Regions from separate parts of the Mus musculus genome. Here region 1 is linked to region 2. Evidence: chromatin contacts called from ENCODE Hi-C data. All regions are on one chromosome and are shown on one strand. Each heading gives the region's core, a stretch centred on a gene start or an enhancer-like site at or near the end of the contact. The rest is flanking DNA. Distances are from core to core; before and after follow the strand shown. Region 1 overlaps Map3k5 (mitogen-activated protein kinase kinase kinase 5). Region 2 holds the start of Il20ra (interleukin 20 receptor, alpha).

Region 1 (2,700 bases), core at 185-2,684, 390 kb before region 2:
ATCTCTGGCACTGGAAGGGTCATAGCCCGTCCCACTTCTGGACCGACATGCTTCCTCGATGGTCAGACTGCAGCGTGAGAAAGGGTGCCAGTGACAGCCAAAGTCTCGAGTGGCCCTCAGTGGCGAGAGACAGAGAAGAACGTGGGTGGGAAAGGTCTGAGGAGAAGGTAATTAACTCCACTTAGCATGTCAAGTCTAGCTCAAACCTCAGATCTATTACTAAACAGTTCTGTGACCTTGGGCAAGTTATTTAAACTCTTTGAACCTTAATGTTCTCACCATAAACCGGGATGATGTTACCTCCTGATTAGGGTTCATGTACAAATTTCAGTGTGTATGATGCACTGTGCACCCAAGCAAGGTATGCAGTCAGAGCAATAAACGATGACTCGCCCTGTCTGCCCCTCACCCAAATCAGCAGGAGCTGAAATCAAGCCAGGTCTTCCCACTACATTCACCAGAGCTGACGAGGTATCTTGACCTCTAGCCAGTCAGGACTACAAAGCCCACAGTGTTGAAAGGACCAAGACCTGCCTGCAAGCCATGGCTCTCAGATCAGCATGAAAGAGAGATCTGAGCTCCTTAGTCATACACTGTACACATCACCTTCATGTGTGGCCAGTGGGAGAGTTATAGGCTCAGGGCCCCGGTGAGGGCTCCTTCCCTACAGTGCCTTGTGGATTAAAGACAAATCTTCAAGATGAAAAGGAGGTATGAGATCAACATCCTGCCCACAAACATTGCAGAAGTAGGAATTATCATCTCCCAAGTCACTGAGTCTGGGCAACATCTAAATGGCTGCTTGCTAAGCTGAGAGAGAATGAGGAAAGAGGCGCAAACATGGAAGTTGCTCGTCGGTTGGAATTTATTTTAAAATACATCGTAAATATGGGTAATCCTGTGTCTGAAATACATTGTGTGGAGTCCAGGAGGTGGCGCAGATAGGAGGATCTGAAAGGCACAAGGGTTTCTCTCTCCTCCTTCCCACCTCCGAGGCCACCAGCACAGACTGCAGAGTAAGGGGGAGAGGAAGATGGACTGAGGTCTGCAGGCCAATGGCAAGAGCAAAGGTAGAGAGGAAACCCTGAGCTCCATCACAGACAAACTGCCCTGACCACCAGAGGTGTCTCCCACCTCTTTCCACTAATGTCCCACTTGCAAAATGGGGGCGCTTCTGTCTACCACAGGGGATTCAGAAATGGGGACATCTGGCCATTTTGCTTTACACTGAATCAAAGATTAGTCACTGACTCCTTAATTTTTTTTTTTAGTCAATCTCTAAATCTCTGGCCCTGCCCTCCTCCTCTAATAATAACAGAGCCCAATGCTCCTGGAGAGTTAGCATCAGAACATGGAACAGAGACATTCTGCAGGCTCGGTATCTAATGGGCAGTCATCCATCTGCTGGGCTCTGTTTTCCTCTTGGCTGTGTTCACCTTTTTGAAAACTGCTGTCTCCACCCTCCCAGGACTTGGCATCAGAGGCAGCTCAGTCACTGCGTTGCCCAATTTCTCATCTCCACCTCTTCCGAGTGGATGAGTCACTTCCTCTTTTCTGAATTGAAATCTTAGGGTTATTTATGTTGTGGGGGAGGGGAATTGATTCCTGGGAGAAAACAGACTAAGAAGGAGGGGAAACTGGAGCCCAGATAGGAAGTTGTTTGGGTATGAGTAAGAATCAGAGAGGCTGGGTGAGGGTATGTTTGTAAACAGCAGTCTCGTGAGGGTCAGAGTGGCTGTAAGCCAGTCAAGGGAAAAAAAAAAAAAAGGTCAGGAAACAAAAAGCAAGCATGCTGAGAGTGGGAAGTCACCTTCAGTGGTTTACACACAGGCTGAGCCACTCAGAACCCAGGAAGACAGGAGGGCAAGTCAGGCCCCGTACAGTTTTCCAGTGAGCATCAGGCAATCCCAGCATCAGTGTTTGTGAGAAACCTGACTTAGTTTATCTCTCACCTGACGCTGAGGCTCAGCAATTACATTCTTAATTATCCAAGATCTGTATCGTTCGGGAAAAGCGTACCTGTAAAGGTTTCGGTACATGGGTTTATGCCAGCAAGCCTCTTGGATGTCCCGAAGTCAGAGATCTTGAGCACACCACTGTAGGTATTAATCAATACATTGTCACCCTAGGGAAAGAATATTCCAATCAAAATGTTATCTTTTCACTGATGCTGTTTGTGGTTGACTTGAGCCTAATAAAAGTGCCCTTAGACCAAACAATGGCATTCATACTGTGTTCTTCAATAACAGTTTATCTCAGGAGAGAATTCCTTTCAATACAGAGTTCTTGATATAATTTTCATTTATGTTATCAGTTGTTTATAATCTTCTCTTCAGGTCACAGGCCAAACATGGCCCCCGAGGGAAAGTTCACCACAGTTTAAGCTAGCCTGGGTCACCTGTGGACAGTATCTATATAAATAACTTCCTTCACTTCCCAGGCACTCTTCTCTGTGGTGTTCCTTACTTTCTGTGGATTACCTAGGACATTTACGTTGGTTATAGGGTAGTGAGCAGGTGCATTAGAAACAAACACCTATAATACACACAGAACACTGCTGCCTGCTTAAAAGACCTTCAAAGTTTGGCATATGTCTCGGCTAACACGCTTGAAAACATATTTAAGAGAAACGAGTCACACAATCACTCCCGTTCTTCTAGGTAGCCCATAGTAATCTCTGCTCATTATCCTTCTAAGTTC
Region 2 (2,700 bases), core at 2-2,501:
TATCATTTTGCCCAGTTAGTGAGCAAGTTTTATTTCTCACATTAACACCAAGCAAGTTCAGTATGGTAGCTCTATTGCACTCACTGTATGCAGAGATCTTCCCGTAATCATTCATATAGATGTATATGTATATGTGTGTGTATATGTGTGTATACATATGCTTGTCTCTCATCCCCCTTGATGACCATACTTAAATCTCTGTCTAGACCTTTTATAATAAACTTCAACTGTGCTTTAAAAACAGAAAATGAATTCATATCAGGGATATTTGAATAAGCCTTTTCACATTTGGCTTATCTTGGATTATTAAAATATAACCATATACTTGCATAAATTTAGAACTTAGAAAATAATCTTCTTGTATAGACTACACGGTTCAGAAACCGCTCCAAGGCCAGCGTGCATGCTTCCGGCCTCTGAAAGGTAGTGAGCATCATGTTTTCTCTGATTGAGGTCTCACTTTTTTTCCCCACTCGCTGGTTTTTCCAGGCTGGAGCACAGGTGCTTGAATCAATTTTATAAAATTACAATTGATATTTTGGGAAGCTTTGTGGCTGTTGTCTTTAATTGAAACCGTGAGATACCTTGCTGAGATACCTTGCTTTTTAAAGAGTATGTTTTTATATGGCAGAAAAACAGAAAGAAGGAAAAAAAAAGAAAGAAAAAGAAACTTTTAAAAAGTGAATCAGCTTGGCTTTCTGAATTCCAGCGGTTACGGTTTAAACTTTAAAACAACAGAGAAAATCCTTCTAGTGCTTTATGTCTTACTGTTTTATGCTTTGTTATTTCTCAGAAGTACGTATACGCACACGTCAGGATTGCCAGGAAAACGGGATGTGGCTTACCCTTTTGGGGCTGATTTGGCTTTTCCAAACTCTGATCCAAGCTCCCACAGGCTATGAATCTTGGACTTGCCAAGGTTTTAGTGCGAGCCGCCCCTTGCCATCACTGTCACCAGTTTCGAGGTACAAGTTTTGGGCCACTCAGGAGGGCTACTACCACCCCTGTACCCCCCAACCCCAGCTCGGATTCAGCAAGCTGGAGCCCGGCGTGGACCCTTTCAGGCTCCTGCCAGGTAGCCCTTGCCGAGAGGAGCGACTCTCCTACCTGCGCGTCCCGAAGCGGCCAGCAGCAGAAGCAGCGTGAGCAGCAACAGTGGCGGCGGGTCCGGGTGGCCCGGCGCCGGGGTCCCGGGAGTGTGCATGGGCTGTCAGTTCGGGTCACATCTCGGGAACGCGGCGTGGCCTCCCCGGGGCTCCTCTGCAACAGCGAGACCCGGGCGATGGAGCCCAGAGTCTGCTGTGCACAACCAGCTCCCCCTGCAGGGAGTCCACGCGAGGGTGGCTGTCTGGGTTTCAGTTCTGAGTCCACACAGGCTTCAGGGGGTGATGGAGAAGCCGATGAGCTCTGACTCAGTACAGCAGAGTCTTATCATTCACTTGAAATGTCAGGTTTCATCCCGGAAGAAGCTGGAAGGGTGAAATAGGTACATATTTCTCAACTTACTGTTAGGCATGCTGCTTACCCTAGTCGAGATTTCCTCCCCACACCCCGAAGTCAGGTATCTTTGCATTTTACAGAAGAGCAGATGCAACCTCAAAACACAATAGAAGTCTCCCAAATGGGAGAGGGCCATCCCCCAGCTAAGAGAAAGAAAGGAAAAGCCAGGGAACACTGTGACAGAGATGTGCAAGCAGACCTCAGGGCTCCTCCTTTCTAGGTAGCTGTAAACATTAAACACAATGCGAAAAGAAACAAATTAACCATGTACTTCAGGCAGACTCTCTCTTTCCTCCATAGACTCCTGTTGCAAATGCACAAATAAAGAGAAATAGCCCTAAAATTGAATCAACAGACATCTAGAAGAGTCTCAATAACTAAAAGAAAACAAAACAGACGAACAAAGAACCCCTTTTGTGGTGGAGGCAGTCAGAGATGCAGCCGTTTTTAGAATGCCTTACACTCCTGTTTTCACTCCTGTTTTTTTTCCGGCTCAAAGAGTCCTAAGAGTCTTGGATTGGATTTGAAGGCTTCTGGAGGGTTAAAGCAGACCCTGCTATTCAGTTGTGCTTCTAGTTCACACCGGTAGGGGGCCCTGGAGGAGGAGGGACAGGACCTGTTAGCTGTCCTAGTTTCCAGCTTCTTCAGATACACGAAGAATTTGCCTCGCTGGCTGGACCCAATTCTCATGGGTCCAAATCTCCATTTAGTGAAATTCCTTTATCTTCTGTGTAGTCATGTCTTCCTTTTGTTTCTCCAGCCTTAGGAGTGGAAACTGCAATCAGTAGCTACTAGTTTCAAACTTCGACTTCTTTTCTCAGTGATCGGTTCTCTGACATCTGCCTGTTAACTGTCATGTTTCTTTCCTTTCCTGCACAAACTGGGCTCTTACTGATTCATATGTAATCCCTGAAAAAAGTAAGAAGACAGTATGATAGCAACATATTCTTTTTATATCAATGTTAGGACATGTATGCATTTCTGTTTAAATATGACTCATTCATAGCCTTAAAGGAGCTAGCTCAAGCAGACAGCTACCTTGCTTTTTCAACTTACACACATATTTCTTGGGAGATAGTCTACAGCCTGTTCTCTTAGGCTAGAGATTGGAAGACAGCCAGACCCTGCCCTCTCTGGTGTTCTTTCTGATAGTACTCATGGGTAGCCAATCCAAGGTTCACTTGCAAGGACTGATCTTTC

The links. Hi-C counts contacts between places; a loop is a spot of excess contacts on that map.
Region 1: a loop to region 2 is called in a map of T-helper 17 cell, with 2.0 times the contacts of the local background. The contact joins the enhancer-like site here to the promoter of Il20ra in region 2. A Hi-C loop is called at or near these places in 2 of 37 maps with a recorded cell type or tissue (T-helper 17 cell and heart).

Annotation. Positions count from the first base shown.
Region 1 is chr10:20,103,585-20,106,284 of GRCm38, reverse strand. Map3k5 (mitogen-activated protein kinase kinase kinase 5) reads right to left here. Exons shown (of 30, transcript NM_008580.4): 18 at 2,020-2,125. Among named protein-coding and RNA genes, the nearest start is that of Map7, 66 kb to the left of the region's middle. Within about 2 kb of position 1,434, at least 1 of the 3 ENCODE cell types and tissues checked has a DNase peak (open chromatin) inside an H3K27ac peak, as active enhancers do.
Region 2 is chr10:19,711,138-19,713,837 of GRCm38, reverse strand. It overlaps Il20ra (interleukin 20 receptor, alpha), which reads right to left and starts at 1,251. Exons shown (of 7, transcript NM_172786.2): 1 at 1,108-1,251. The coding sequence starts at 1,204. The region is part of intron 1 of Gm33332 (a long non-coding RNA gene); the gene reads left to right.